Linked DNA regions of Mus musculus: region 1 is linked to region 2. Evidence: chromatin contacts called from ENCODE Hi-C data. All regions are on one chromosome and are shown on one strand. The core of a region is the stretch at or near the end of the contact, and the rest is flanking DNA. Distances in the headings are between cores, read along the strand shown. Region 1 holds the start of Rap2b (RAP2B, member of RAS oncogene family). Region 2 holds the start of Tsc22d2 (TSC22 domain family, member 2).

Region 1 (6,378 bases), core at 3,873-6,372, 2.9 Mb after region 2:
GGAGCACGGGTCTTCCCCATAGATAAGGGACTCTGGCAGATGACCCAAAACAAAAGGTCAGATAATTTACCTTTAAGAGAAGGGACTTCAATCGCTTCTCGGCCTTTTGGCTAAGATCAAGTGAAGAGAAGGGACTTCAGGGCTGGAGAGATGGCTCAGCGGTTAAGAGCACCGACTGCTCTTCTGAAGGTCCTGAGTTCAAATCCCAGCAACCACATGGTGGTTCACAACCACCCGTAATGAGATCTGATGTCCTCTTCTGGTGTGTCTGAAGACAACTACAGTGTACTTATGAATAATAATAAATACATTTTTGGGCCTAAGGGACCAGGGATGACCAGAGTGAGCAGAGGTCCCAATTCCCCCACAGCCACATGAAGGCTCACAATCTTCTGGACAGCTACAGTGTATTCATATAAATAAAATAAATCTTTAAATCTTTAAAGAAAAGAGAGAGAGAAGGGACTTTGACCTTGTTTTCTAAAACTGACTGAAAGAATTAACATATGCCAAGCCATTCAAAACGGGCATATAACAGGATGGGTCCAAATCTACTGAATCATGATACTCATCCAGCCTCAGGACATCTCAGTCCAGGACAACTTCTTTATTAAGATGAATAGATTTTATTCCCAATATTAACAGGTATATTAATTTATTTGCTGAGCATAATGTGCAATACCAGATTGATAAAAAGAGACAAATGAGATAATCATTGAAATTATTTTCCTAATATTGTGTGTGTACATTTTGTACAGAGGATATTTAATTTAAAATTATTTCATGCACATTATTTTTAAGAATAATTGAAATAATAATAATAATAATAATAATAATAATACAAGATCAACGTACAAGTAAACCCAGACAGGCGTAGTCACTGCAGAAATAAGACAGAGCAGGACTCTTTTCACCTTGGTCATAATTCTAAGCTATTCCTGATGGTTTAAGATAACAAAGATTTCAAGAGCTCATCAAGACTGGCCAATGCTTGTTCTTTCAATGGCTGCTCAAATCGGTCTATGAAGTAATGCGAAATATGTTGACCATCCAAAGCGTACCACCAACCCTATGAATCAATGACTGCTTAAATTAGAAAATATTTTCAGAGAAGCTTCCGGTTGGTTATTATCAAAGTATCTTTGCTAAAACCCTCAAGCAGCGAGGTGGTCCTAGGATCAGAAGTTCAATGACTTTGAGATGGACCATTTGAGAACTCTGCAAATTCATTAGTCTTCTACTTTAAAATTTCGTCATCACTACCAACTTACTCTGGGGATTTTCTAAATGAGGAGAGTTTAGAATGATTTGTGTACCTGCAGTTAGCTCTGGGAGATCTACAGACACAGTTAAATCAGCTCCTTTGTACAGATGGGCTGTGTAACTGAGCAGTTTTCTGCTTGAGAGCTTTAGCATCACCTTGTAGCATCCCTGCTTTCCTTGCAGGCCCAGAGCTACATCTCGCAAGGGACCTAGCAACTGTCCTGTGAATGGGGAGATCAAGTATGGGCATCTGTTTAAAGCTAGGCTGCCCTTATGTGAATTCCTTTAGGCTGTTTTCCTTTTCACATTATCAGAAGACAGTGTCTTCTTCACAGAGGGCATTTGCCCTCTGAAGCTTGAATGCCTCTCTTGAGGGCAGCATTATTTCTATGTAGTCACTCAAGACAGTGTGGTTTCTTGGTTGTCATTTCTCCAGCATTTTCAGGACTCAGAGACTTGGCCATTAGGATATATAACTATATATATATATTCTTTGGACCAAGGAGTTGCTATGGCTTATCAAGGATTATCAAAACCTTCTACCACAGATAGAGCTCATAAGAGCAACAATTTACCTATGTACTGATGGATATTTATTGAGGGTCTCTTATCATAATAAATATCATGAACCATTGGAGGCTCTAAGATAAACCAGGTGTGGTAATGCCTTCTAACGTTTTACATGGTGGTTAGGGTAATCAGACTTAGTTCTATAAATCCTTATACCATGGGGCAGATAATGACTCATTAAAAAATCAAAACAAACAAAACTATGATATAAGGAAGTGATTAACTTTAAAATATGTATGCTTTAAGCTAAGTTAAGCAATCCAGGCCTGTTAGCCTAGCTACTCTCAACACATACATACACATACATTGCTGAGTACATAGTTCAATGGTATGCCACTTAATTATCACAGTAAACAATGGTTCAGTCTCTGGCACCCCTCCTAAAATTTTTGGGCCGTGGCTTCATATTAAATCATAATTCCCTGTGTATATCTTATTTGAGGGAAATAATTGGGATATAGTTTAAAAACTGCTACTAAAAAAATGCCAAATAGAATGTTTTCAAATGGCAACTTTTTTTTTTTTTCTGTTGTTGAAGAAGCCTTCTTCTGGTGTCTGAAGACAGTTACAGTGTACTTACATATAATAATAAATACATCTTAAAAAAATAAAAAAGAAAGAAAAAGCCATCAAGCTTCGGTAGTATGGTCTACTTGTCTACATGGATATCTCTTCTAGATGGGGCTGTCCCGTTGCTCAGGCAGGGTAGTAGTTGATAAATACCTCGTGCACAATGGCTTTAATGGGTGTTACTATCTATCCACTGTCTGGTCATTATTATCTCCCTGGAATGCACCAAACTGCTGCAGAGAGCAGCCAGAACACCAAGGCTCTGACTCTGCTCACCTTTCTGCTGTAAAGAGAGGGCACTGCTGTTCAAGGTACCTAGTACTGTCCTGCGGGCAGGGCCAATTTCATAATCACTATTTTATAGATAGACAAACTAAGGTTAGGAAGCTCCCTGGACTCGTTCAATGACCCAAGCCGTCACTGAGCGAGGTCCAAAGTTTGAAATGACAGACTACACATATAAGCTGGAAGCATTTTCTTTCATGTTACTAAGAAACACACCTTTGTGAGCCCACAGCACCTCAATAAAGCACACAGCCCAACAAAGAATTATTAACTGGAGATGGGTGAGTTGGGAGTCCCCCAAAAGATCCTGGAGGTGGGCTTGGCACCACACAGAAAAATATTTCAGAGTCTCCATCCCTTGGAGCCATAATGTAGATGAGGAAGCGCCTTCCAGAGAGATGTCATCTCCACAAGAAGAGTGCAAAGCACGGTCATAGCAGAGGGTCCATCTCTGATTATATTACGAAATTCTACATGAGAAGAAAAGCTGGGGATAATTTTGTGGGAAAGCACACTAGCCCTTTGAGTGCTATACAATCAAACACCTAGGTTGTAATCCTGGCTCTGCCACTCTTAGGCAAGCTATTGAACACCTGGGAGCCTCAGTTTCTTCATCTTTAAAATGGGCATATAAGTAATTATTATTATAAGGGGTAATTGAGATAGTGCATGCAAAACACTTGGCAGGCATTAAACACTGGCAGAATGTTGGCAGGGTTCTAGCCGGCTATATTAAAGTTTTGCTTCAGAGATAATTCTCTGAAGAATTATATAAGCATAATTATATCGAAGCAGTCAGTAGTCGACCATGAAAACCCTTCCTCCACTAAAAGGCAGAGCCAAGGCAGAGAGAAAGCACTTCACCTTAGTAAGGCACAGGATTATACTGAGGTTCTGCCTGGCTCTGCTGGCAGGTACTTGCGGCTGTGGACACTCGGGGCCGCAGCCAAGAATCTGGAGCAGGTTCACTCCCAAATGGAGCCCTAAGTACCGCTGTGACTTGGAACCAAAAGCAACACTGCTCGGTTCTTCCTTCCGTGAGGACGTTTAAAGCAGAGGCTAGTGGCAGGGGGATAGCAAGCCTGGCTACTTAACCCTGGTTGACTCGACACAAAGCCGATCCCCACCCCTCTGTGCCCCCGGGCTCCCGCTGCCAGTGCAGTACACAGACAGGTCTCGACATCTCTCCTAGCAAGGATCTAGAGAGACTCGGGACAAGTCCAGGCGTCACCTCACATCGCCGTGCAACTGAGCGGAGCCAAGTCTTGAGACTGCCCTCCCCACCAAACAGAGCTTTGGGAAGAGGCAAGCCCGGGCAGCCCCACCTCCCCTGATGCCACGAACTTGCGGTGGCTCATTGCTCATCCCAGCCTTCTTCCTGCTAAGATCAAGTTAGGAACTTCAGGGTTTCTTAAAGACGGGGAGCAGCAATGAGCTCTAGTTGCTCTCTTTAAGGGACGGTCGTGACTGGGCTTAAAGAAGTCAGACTCCCTCCTGAACACCAACAAAGGACTATATTTAGTTTGGAGCACTCCACCTAAATTCCTTCTTTTCCCCTCTCAGCTTCAGATGCACAGGCCCGGGCAGTGGGTGGAAGGGGGCGGGGAGCAGTGGAGAAGGAACAGCTGGGCCTCCGCCTCTCCACTCAATCTCTATAAATAACCAATCCTGAGCGGAGGCGACTTTGCAGCCAATGAAGCTGTCTAAAGCGACAAAACCTCAGCAACAGCCAATGGAAAAACATTTGGGGGTGTGAGACTCACATCCTGGGGCCAATGAGTTGGGAGTCTGGGAGAGGTAATTTGAGCTGGCGTGTGGGTGTGCGGTGCGAAACCTTCCTACTTGCAAGCCCCAAACCTGCTCCTCCGACTGAGCATGCCCTGACTCGGTGCGGGAGCCACGGGGCTCGATCCACAAGCCATATTTTGGCTCTAACCAAAGGGGTGTTGGGGAGGGGGGAGACGTAGGATGACCCCGCAACTCTTGCCCTGAAGGCTGCAGCTCTCCACAGATTCCCAGCCCTAACTCCTTGTCCGGACAGGGACTCAGGTCGAGTTCTTCGTGGGAAACTGAGGAACACCGGGCCAAGTGGGAGCACGAACCTCTGCTACCTTCCGGGGCCTGAAAAATGCCCTGCAAGTGTACGATCCTGAGAGGCGCGCAGCAGCCTGAGTTCGGGGACAAGTGTCTATCCTTTAACAGCGCAAGCCGACGAAGAGGTCGCAGCCAGCTGCTGCCTGCTGTCCCCATAGGAGGCCGGCAGCCGCACAGCCCCGACCGAGGTGACTTCGGTTTGGCGAGCTTTCCACTTACAAGCACACACAAGCAAGACTGCCCAGTTCCAAGATTCGCGCCGCCCCGCCCTGCCCCGCCCAGCCCCTGTTTGCCACACCCTCTGTCACGCCCCCTCCCGATGCGGCGGAAAAGCTGGAGCGGAGTTCGGGCGGGGCACCGCGGGCGACGTACTGGGCATGCTCGGCTGGGCGGGGAGGGCTGGGCTGCGCGCGGCGAGTAGGAAGCCCTCGCCCAGCGGAGGCTGCGGGAGACAGAGGAGAGAGAGTGATGGGTCGCGGAGCTGGACGCACGTTCCGCGGGGACTCATGCCACGCGTGTCTCAGCCGGACGCCCAATTAGCAGCCGCCTCTGCAACCAGCCGCCACCTCCTCCCGGCCCTCCCAGGCTGCCGGGGCGAAGAGCTCCAGCCGTTGTCTTGCTCCGGCTGCGCGCATTGTCCTCAGGGTCCTCCGACAGGGCTGCTGCGGGGCCCGGGACCCGCGCCCTAGGGACGCGCCCCCGCTGCCGGTCGGCCTGGCGCGGGGCTCTGCTAGTCTGTTGGCGAGCCCGTGCTACCGGGCTAGTCTCGCCGGGGTTTTTCCTGCGAAGTTGAGGAAGGGGAGAAGTCCACCCGTCCGCCCAGCCCAGCCTTCCCCGGCGCGCAGCCCCGACGGGGCCGCGGCAGGCGCGACGAGGGCGCCGACGGAGCCATGAGAGAGTACAAAGTGGTGGTACTGGGCTCGGGCGGCGTGGGCAAGTCCGCGCTCACCGTGCAGTTCGTAACAGGTTCCTTCATCGAGAAGTACGACCCGACCATCGAGGACTTTTACCGCAAGGAGATCGAGGTGGACTCGTCGCCGTCGGTGCTGGAGATCTTGGACACCGCGGGCACGGAGCAGTTCGCCTCAATGCGGGACCTGTACATCAAGAATGGCCAGGGCTTCATTCTCGTCTACAGCCTGGTCAACCAGCAGAGCTTCCAGGACATCAAGCCCATGCGGGACCAGATCATCCGCGTGAAGCGGTACGAGCGCGTACCCATGATCCTGGTAGGCAACAAGGTGGACTTGGAGGGTGAACGTGAGGTCTCCTATGGCGAGGGTAAGGCCCTGGCCGAGGAGTGGAGCTGCCCCTTCATGGAGACATCGGCCAAAAACAAAGCCTCAGTGGATGAGCTATTCGCAGAGATCGTGAGGCAGATGAACTACGCGGCACAGCCCAACGGCGACGAGGGCTGCTGCTCGGCCTGCGTGATCCTGTGAGGCGCCGTCTGCCGCCGGGCGCTGGCCACGCTCTGTGCACAAAGCCAAACGCACCCGATTCTCTTAATGTGATTGTCTTCTTGCTTTGAGATTGGAGACGACTTTGTTGTCTTGGCTGGGATGTCCGAGGAACCTGGCTGACTTGTGTAGCCAG
Region 2 (6,221 bases), core at 1,357-3,856:
TTTGGTTGGTTGGTTGGTTGGTTGGTTTTTGAGACAGCCCTGGCAGTCTGGAACTCACTCTGTAGATCAGGCTTGGCCTCAAATTAAAAAATCTGCCTGCCTCTGCCTCCCAAGTGCTGGGATTAAAGATGTACACCACCACTGCCTGCATTTGTAGACTTCTGATTCCTCGTGAACAACTATATAAATTATATACATTTTGTAGTTTGGGAATAGTTTCGTTTTTCCTTTGTACATAGATTTCAAACTTCCTATATCTAGAATTCTTTTCATTTCTCCCCAACAGTCTAAAGTATAAAATTCTCTTCATTTTTCTTTTCCTTTTTTTTTTTTTTTTTTTTTTTTTTTTTTTTTTTTTTACCTAGGGTTTGCTTGCTTATTAAGAAACAGGGTATCAATGAGGTGGAGAGGTGACTGGCCTGAACTTCCCGGGCTCAAGTGATCCATCTGTCTCAACTTCACGAGTTCTACATTTTTTTTAAAGGGAAAATATACAAAAGTAGGATCTTTAAATGTTTGGAAAATGCTATTTTCAAGAAAACAGTTAAACACATACACACATTTCACGAAACATCTAAATATTCAAACTTTATAATCCTAAAATGTCTTGTTAACATTTTCTACTCCCTTTGTAGCAGAAATGTTGTTCCCATTTCTTCAAATTAGTTTTATGTTTACTTTCATGTCATGGTAGATTCCACCTGTTGTTAGAATGAACACTTACAGCCGGGCGTGGTGGCGCACGCCTTTAATCCCAGCACTTGGGAGGCAGAGGCAGGTGGATCTCTGAGTTCGAGGCCTGCCTGGTCTACAAAGTGAGTTCCAGGACAGCCAGGGCTATACAGAGAAACCCTGTCCCGAAAAAACAAAAAAAAAAAAAAAAAAACCAAAAAGAATGAACACTTACAGATTACTCTTCCCCCTTTAACGTGTGGCTGAAGAATACCACCCTAATAATCAGAAAAGGAAATTTAATAAGATAATGTAATGTCACGATCAAGCATGTGGTTTTTATTTTTCTGAAACTCCTATGGTCAACAATACCCACTGATAATTAATTTTAACATCAGCATTAAAATAATCTCTTATAAATTCACATTGGATTAACAAGCCAATTATTTCTACGTACTGTCTTGAGAAATTACTGAAATTATAGATTTAGAAATGAAGCATTCCCTCAGCTATCTCGGCCACAATAACACCAGCATGTAACACTTATTTTCTTTTTTCTTCTGCCCCCCTCAAGAAGCAGGGATGTTACTGTGAGGTATTGGTTTATATACTGACCTCTGTCACTTGGGTTTGAAGGACAGTTTCTATTGAGTTTAAAATATCTATCTCCATACATTACAGCTAAATACCTAGAAAGTGTTGTGTAAATTTTAATTTTCAATCCGTTTTTGGATCAAAGAGTTCTTTAAAGATTAGAGAACTGAGTAAACTACTTTAAACGAGTCAGCCTGATATGATCTCTAAAAGCTGCAACAAATCTGACATCTTAATTTCCAGCAAAACTTCTCAGATTTTAGCTAACTTAGAGTTGTTTTCATGTGTCAAGAGTTCAAGAGTGGTCGGTGTTTAAAATAACATCCTCACTCTCCCAATGTGGAGACACTTGCCAGCACTTGGGAGGCAGAGGCAGGAAGCTCACTACAAGTTCAAGGCCACTTTGGTTTAAGTAAGTAGCCTGGGCTACAAGAGGTCTCATAACAACAAGACTCGATTTTGATTGGGAAGTAGCTACAAGATGGAAAAATTCAGTGGCACTTTCAGAGCTGCTGTCTGACTTAGTAGTGGAAGAAAAAGGTATTCTCTTACTGTGCATGATCCAAAGCAAACCAAAGAACAACATGGCTCTAACAGGAGCCTTAGAACAATCAAAAGAGCTACACTTATTTAACACTGTAGGCTTTTCAACGTTGGAACCTATAAGCAGATTTCATGTTCAACGTCTCGAAAGTTTAAATGAACTCTTCCAGCCTTGAACCACAACAAGTGAAAATTTGGAATATGTTATTAACTCCTAATCTTTTTCGAAACCGACTTTACTTTGGGCAAGTAACCATCCCTGTCGCCGCCGCTTTTTATAGACAGAATTTCTGTCTGAAAGATCATCTTTCTAACTCAGTCTGGCTTGATGTTCTGTGTTAGTCACCCTCGTTTCTCTTAAATCTCACTTCTCCCACTATCCTAGTTAACATATATTTTCAGGACTTTTAACCCGGTTCGCTTTCTCCAGCTATGCACCTCTTCGGCAGCTGGATCGCCCTACTTTTTTCCCCTATCGCCCAGGTTCCTCTAAGACTATGCTAAACATTAGACCGAGCACATGACCTCCAGTCATCCAGGATCGCCACACGCCGGCCCTAAACCATGCGATGCCCCAGGCTTACAAATTAAAACCGTCTTCTGGCTTTTCCTCTCCTAGTGAACCTGCAGTGTGGAAATTTAAATTTAAAAATTTTTTAAATAAAAGAACCCGCTCCCTTTTCTCTACCCCCTTGGCCCCGCCCACGAACCCCCCTCAAGCCTCCACGCGAAGCCGCAGGAAACCGGAGGGGGCGGGGCGGTGACGTCACGACGCCGGCGCGTCACGGAACGGCGGCGGCTGCGGCGCTGGCGGTGGCTGCGGCAGCGGCGGCATTTTAGTCTGCGGCGGCAGCGGCTGCGGGGCTGCTGCTCCTCCCAGCATCCCTGGCGCGGCCATTTCAGCCCCATCTTGGCCGAGTGGAGGGAGCTGCAGCCGCTGCTTCAGCAGTTTGAATTTCTGTTTTGTTTTGTTTTGTTTTTTCCCTCCGGAGTCTCCGAGCCGGCCGCGCCGCGGAGAAGCGGAAGGCGCCGCCACCGGTTCCCCTCACGCCGCCGAGCACCTCCGCTCGCTTGCCGTTCCTTCAGCCGCCGCCGCCGCCCCTCACGCGCCTCAGAGCCGCGAGGAGGCCGGGCCCGCCGCCGCCGCGGGTGGCTCCCTGAGGGAGGCCAGACTGCCGGCCTTCCCCGCCCCCGAGCGGGCTTCCGCCGCCACCGCCGGCATGGCCCCCGGACTGCGCTCGGGCTAGAGCCCGGGACGGAGGGCTGCCTCCCGCCGCGGACCTCCAGCCCCGTCCGTCAGGAAGCGCCGGTCCCGGCCTCGCCGCTCCGCCTTCTTCCTCCGCGTCGCCGCGCGGGAGCAGCCGCGGGACCCGGCCAGGAGAGCCCGAGCGGGGCAGAACCGCCCCTCACGCCGCCGCCGCCGCCTCCTGCGCCCTGCGCTCCACCCCCAGCCGGGCCTGCTGACCGCGCCGAGCGCCGGGCTGGACTGACCGCGGAGGCTGAGCTGTTGGAGCAGCCGGCCCGCCCCTGGACCACGCTCGGGCCGTCGCTGAGGAGTTGAATTGAGGCACCCCTGCCGCGGGAGGTGAGGAGGGAGGAGGAGGATGTCGCGCCGAGACGCCGGCGCCCAGAGCAGCCCGTGACTTGGCGGCGTGGGCCGTAGACCCAGGCGCGAACTCGGACTTTGTCTTTGGGGGCCCGTGCTCGGCCCTTCTCGGTTTCCGGTGGGGTCCCAGAGGAGCCTCTGCCCTCCAGCCTCTTCCACCATGTCCAAGATGCCGGCCAAGAAGAAGAGCTGCTTCCAGATCACCAGTGTCACCACGGCTCAGGTGGCCACCAGCATCACCGAGGACACCGAGAGCCTGGACGACCCGGACGAGTCGCGCACGGAGGACGTGTCCTCCGAGATCTTCGACGTTTCCCGGGCCACGGATTACGGCCCGGAGGAGGTGTGCGAGCGTAGCTCCTCGGAAGAGACGCTCAACAATGTCGGGGATGCGGAAACTCCCGGGACCGTGTCCCCGAACCTCATCCTGGATGGGCAGCTGGCAGCCGCTTCAGCTGCGCCCGCCAACGGAGGCGGCGGTGGCGTGTCGGCCCGGAGCGTGGCGGGGGCACTCGCCCAGACCCTGGCGGCGGCCGCCGCTTCGGTGTCCACTCCTGGGCCGAGTAGTGCAACTCCATCTCAGCCCCCTGCCACTTGTAGTTCGCGTTTCCGCGTGATCAAACTAGACCACGGGAGCGGGGAGCCGTACCGGCGCGGCCGATGGACGTGTATGGAATACTACGAGCGGGATTCGGATAGCAGCGTCCTCACCAGGTCCGGGGATTGCATTAGACACAGCAATACTTTGGAGCAGACTGCGGAGCGGGACAGCGGCCTGGGAGCCACCGGAGGGTCGGTGGTGGTGGTGGTGGCCTCCATGCAGGGGGCGCACGGGCTGGACTCGGGAACTGACAGCTCCTTGACTGCTGTGTCACAGCTACCCCCGTCGGAGAAAATGAGCCAGCCCACTCTCGCCCAGCCGCAGAGTTTCAGCGTCGGGCAGCCGCAGCCTCCACCGCCCGTAGGTGGGGCTGTGGCTCCAAGTTCGGCGTCGCTGCCGCCGTTCCCGGGAGCGGCGACCGGGCCGCAGCCAATGACAGCAGCCGTTCAGCCAACCCAGCTCCAGGGAGCCGTGGCCGGAGGCGCCCTCCCCGGGCCTGTCGGTCAGGGGCTGCCGCCGCCGCCGAATGTCAACCTGGCGCAGCCTGTGGCCCTGGCAGCTCAGCCCGGCCCGGCCGGCGGCTCCTCGTTGTCACAGCAGTTCGCCTATCCCCAGCCTCAGATACCACCCGGGCATTTGTTGCCGATGCAGCCATCCGGCCAGAGTGAGTACCTGCCGCCGCACGTGGCCCTGCAGCCGCCAAGCCCTGCGCAGCCCTTGTCTACCAGCGCTAGCGCCACCTCTGCTTCCGCGGCCAGCTTTCCTCTGGGGTCTGGCCAGAGCGTCTCCTCCTTGGGTGCCCAGATGATGGGCGCCTCCGCCCAGCCCAGTGAAGCTGTGGCCCCGGGTCCGGTTCCTGTAGGCCAGGCCGCTCCTTGTCAGCCGGCCGGAGTGGCCCCAGCTGCTCTAGGAGGCGTGGTGCAGCCAGGCTCCGGGCTTACTGGGGTTGGGCAGCCCCAGCCCGTGCAGCCTCCGCAGCAGATGGGTGGCAGTGGTCAGCTGCCAGCCGTGCCTGGTGGTCCTCACACCGTGGTGCCCGGAGTTCCAAACGTGCCTGCAGCGGTACCCGTTCCAAGCGTGCCTAGTGTGCCCACCACTTCTGTTACTATGCCAAATGTACCCGCGCCTCTGGGCCAGTCTCAGCAGCTGAGCAGCCATACGCCAGTCAGCCGGAGCAGCAGCGTCATCCAGCAAGTTGGTTCACCCTTAGCTCAAGGCACACACAGTGCACCAACAAGTCTACCACAGTCTGACCTAAGCCAGTTTCAGACTCAGACCCAGCCTTTAGTCGGGCAAGTTGACGATACTAGAAGAAAATCAGAACCCCTACCTCAAGCACCACTTTCTCTCATTGCTGAAAGTAAGCCTGTTGTGAAGCCTCCAGTTGCAGATGCCCTGACAAACCCTCTTCAGTTAACACCTATGAACAGTCTGGCCACCTCTGTATTCAGCATAGCTATTCCTGTTGATGGTGATGAAGACAGGTATGTACATTTTTTTAAATTTTGAATATCTGATAGAGTTGCTTGCCCCAAATATCTTAAGATGCAGTTTGGGGAGTTTGTTTCCACTTAGGGTCTTTATTTTTAAAACTTAAATTTGGTAAAAATCAATTCAAAGTTTTGAAGTAAGGAGACAAAAGTCACGGGATTTTTGTTGTTGTTGTTTTGTTTTTGTTTTCTTTTTAAGCAATTAAATGGATAGTGATTCAACATGATTGATGTATTTCAGCTTAATAGTTTGAAGATGAGAGCTGGTATTGCCCCCCCCCCCTTCAGTAAGAAAGAGGGTCCCTTTCTAAGGTAGTAAATTACTTTTTAATGTTTATGGTAGAGTTTTGCCTGAGTTGGTAAGACTGAAAACCAGAAAGCCTTTTCCTGGGGGCAGGGAAGTGATGGAATAGAAGCAGTCTCCATCAGTGAATTTGGAAGACTGGAGAGAATGATAAAATGTGAAGTCTAGCTTTGACTATCCCTAAGTGAGTCTATAGAAGGGGGTCGTGAGAATTCCCAGTAACTTTTCAAAGATAATATTTTTGTTTAAGCAAAAGAGGAAAAAAAGCAAAGAAAAAGTACTGGGAAAATGGATGTTCTCCTATCAGTCTTTAGTGTAGGAAAGGGAGGTGTGGAATGCTTAAACAGTAGTAAAAACTAGAGTTTTGAAATGTCTGTAACCAACTCCCTCTACCTAGAGTGTAAGGATTGC

What was found. Hi-C counts contacts between places; a loop is a spot of excess contacts on that map.
Region 1: a loop to region 2 is called in a map of gastrocnemius, with 6 times the contacts of the local background. The contact joins the promoter of Rap2b here to the promoter of Tsc22d2 in region 2. A Hi-C loop is called at or near these places in 2 of 37 maps with a recorded cell type or tissue (T-helper 1 cell and gastrocnemius).

Annotation. Positions count from the first base shown.
Region 1 is chr3:61,359,385-61,365,762 of GRCm38, forward strand. It overlaps Rap2b (RAP2B, member of RAS oncogene family), which reads left to right and starts at 5,123. Exons shown (of 1, transcript NM_028712.4): 1 at 5,123-6,378. The coding sequence starts at 5,673. The coding sequence ends at 6,224.
Region 2 is chr3:58,412,114-58,418,334 of GRCm38, forward strand. It overlaps Tsc22d2 (TSC22 domain family, member 2), which reads left to right and starts at 2,607. Exons shown (of 4, transcript NM_001081229.2): 1 at 2,607-5,500. The coding sequence starts at 3,576.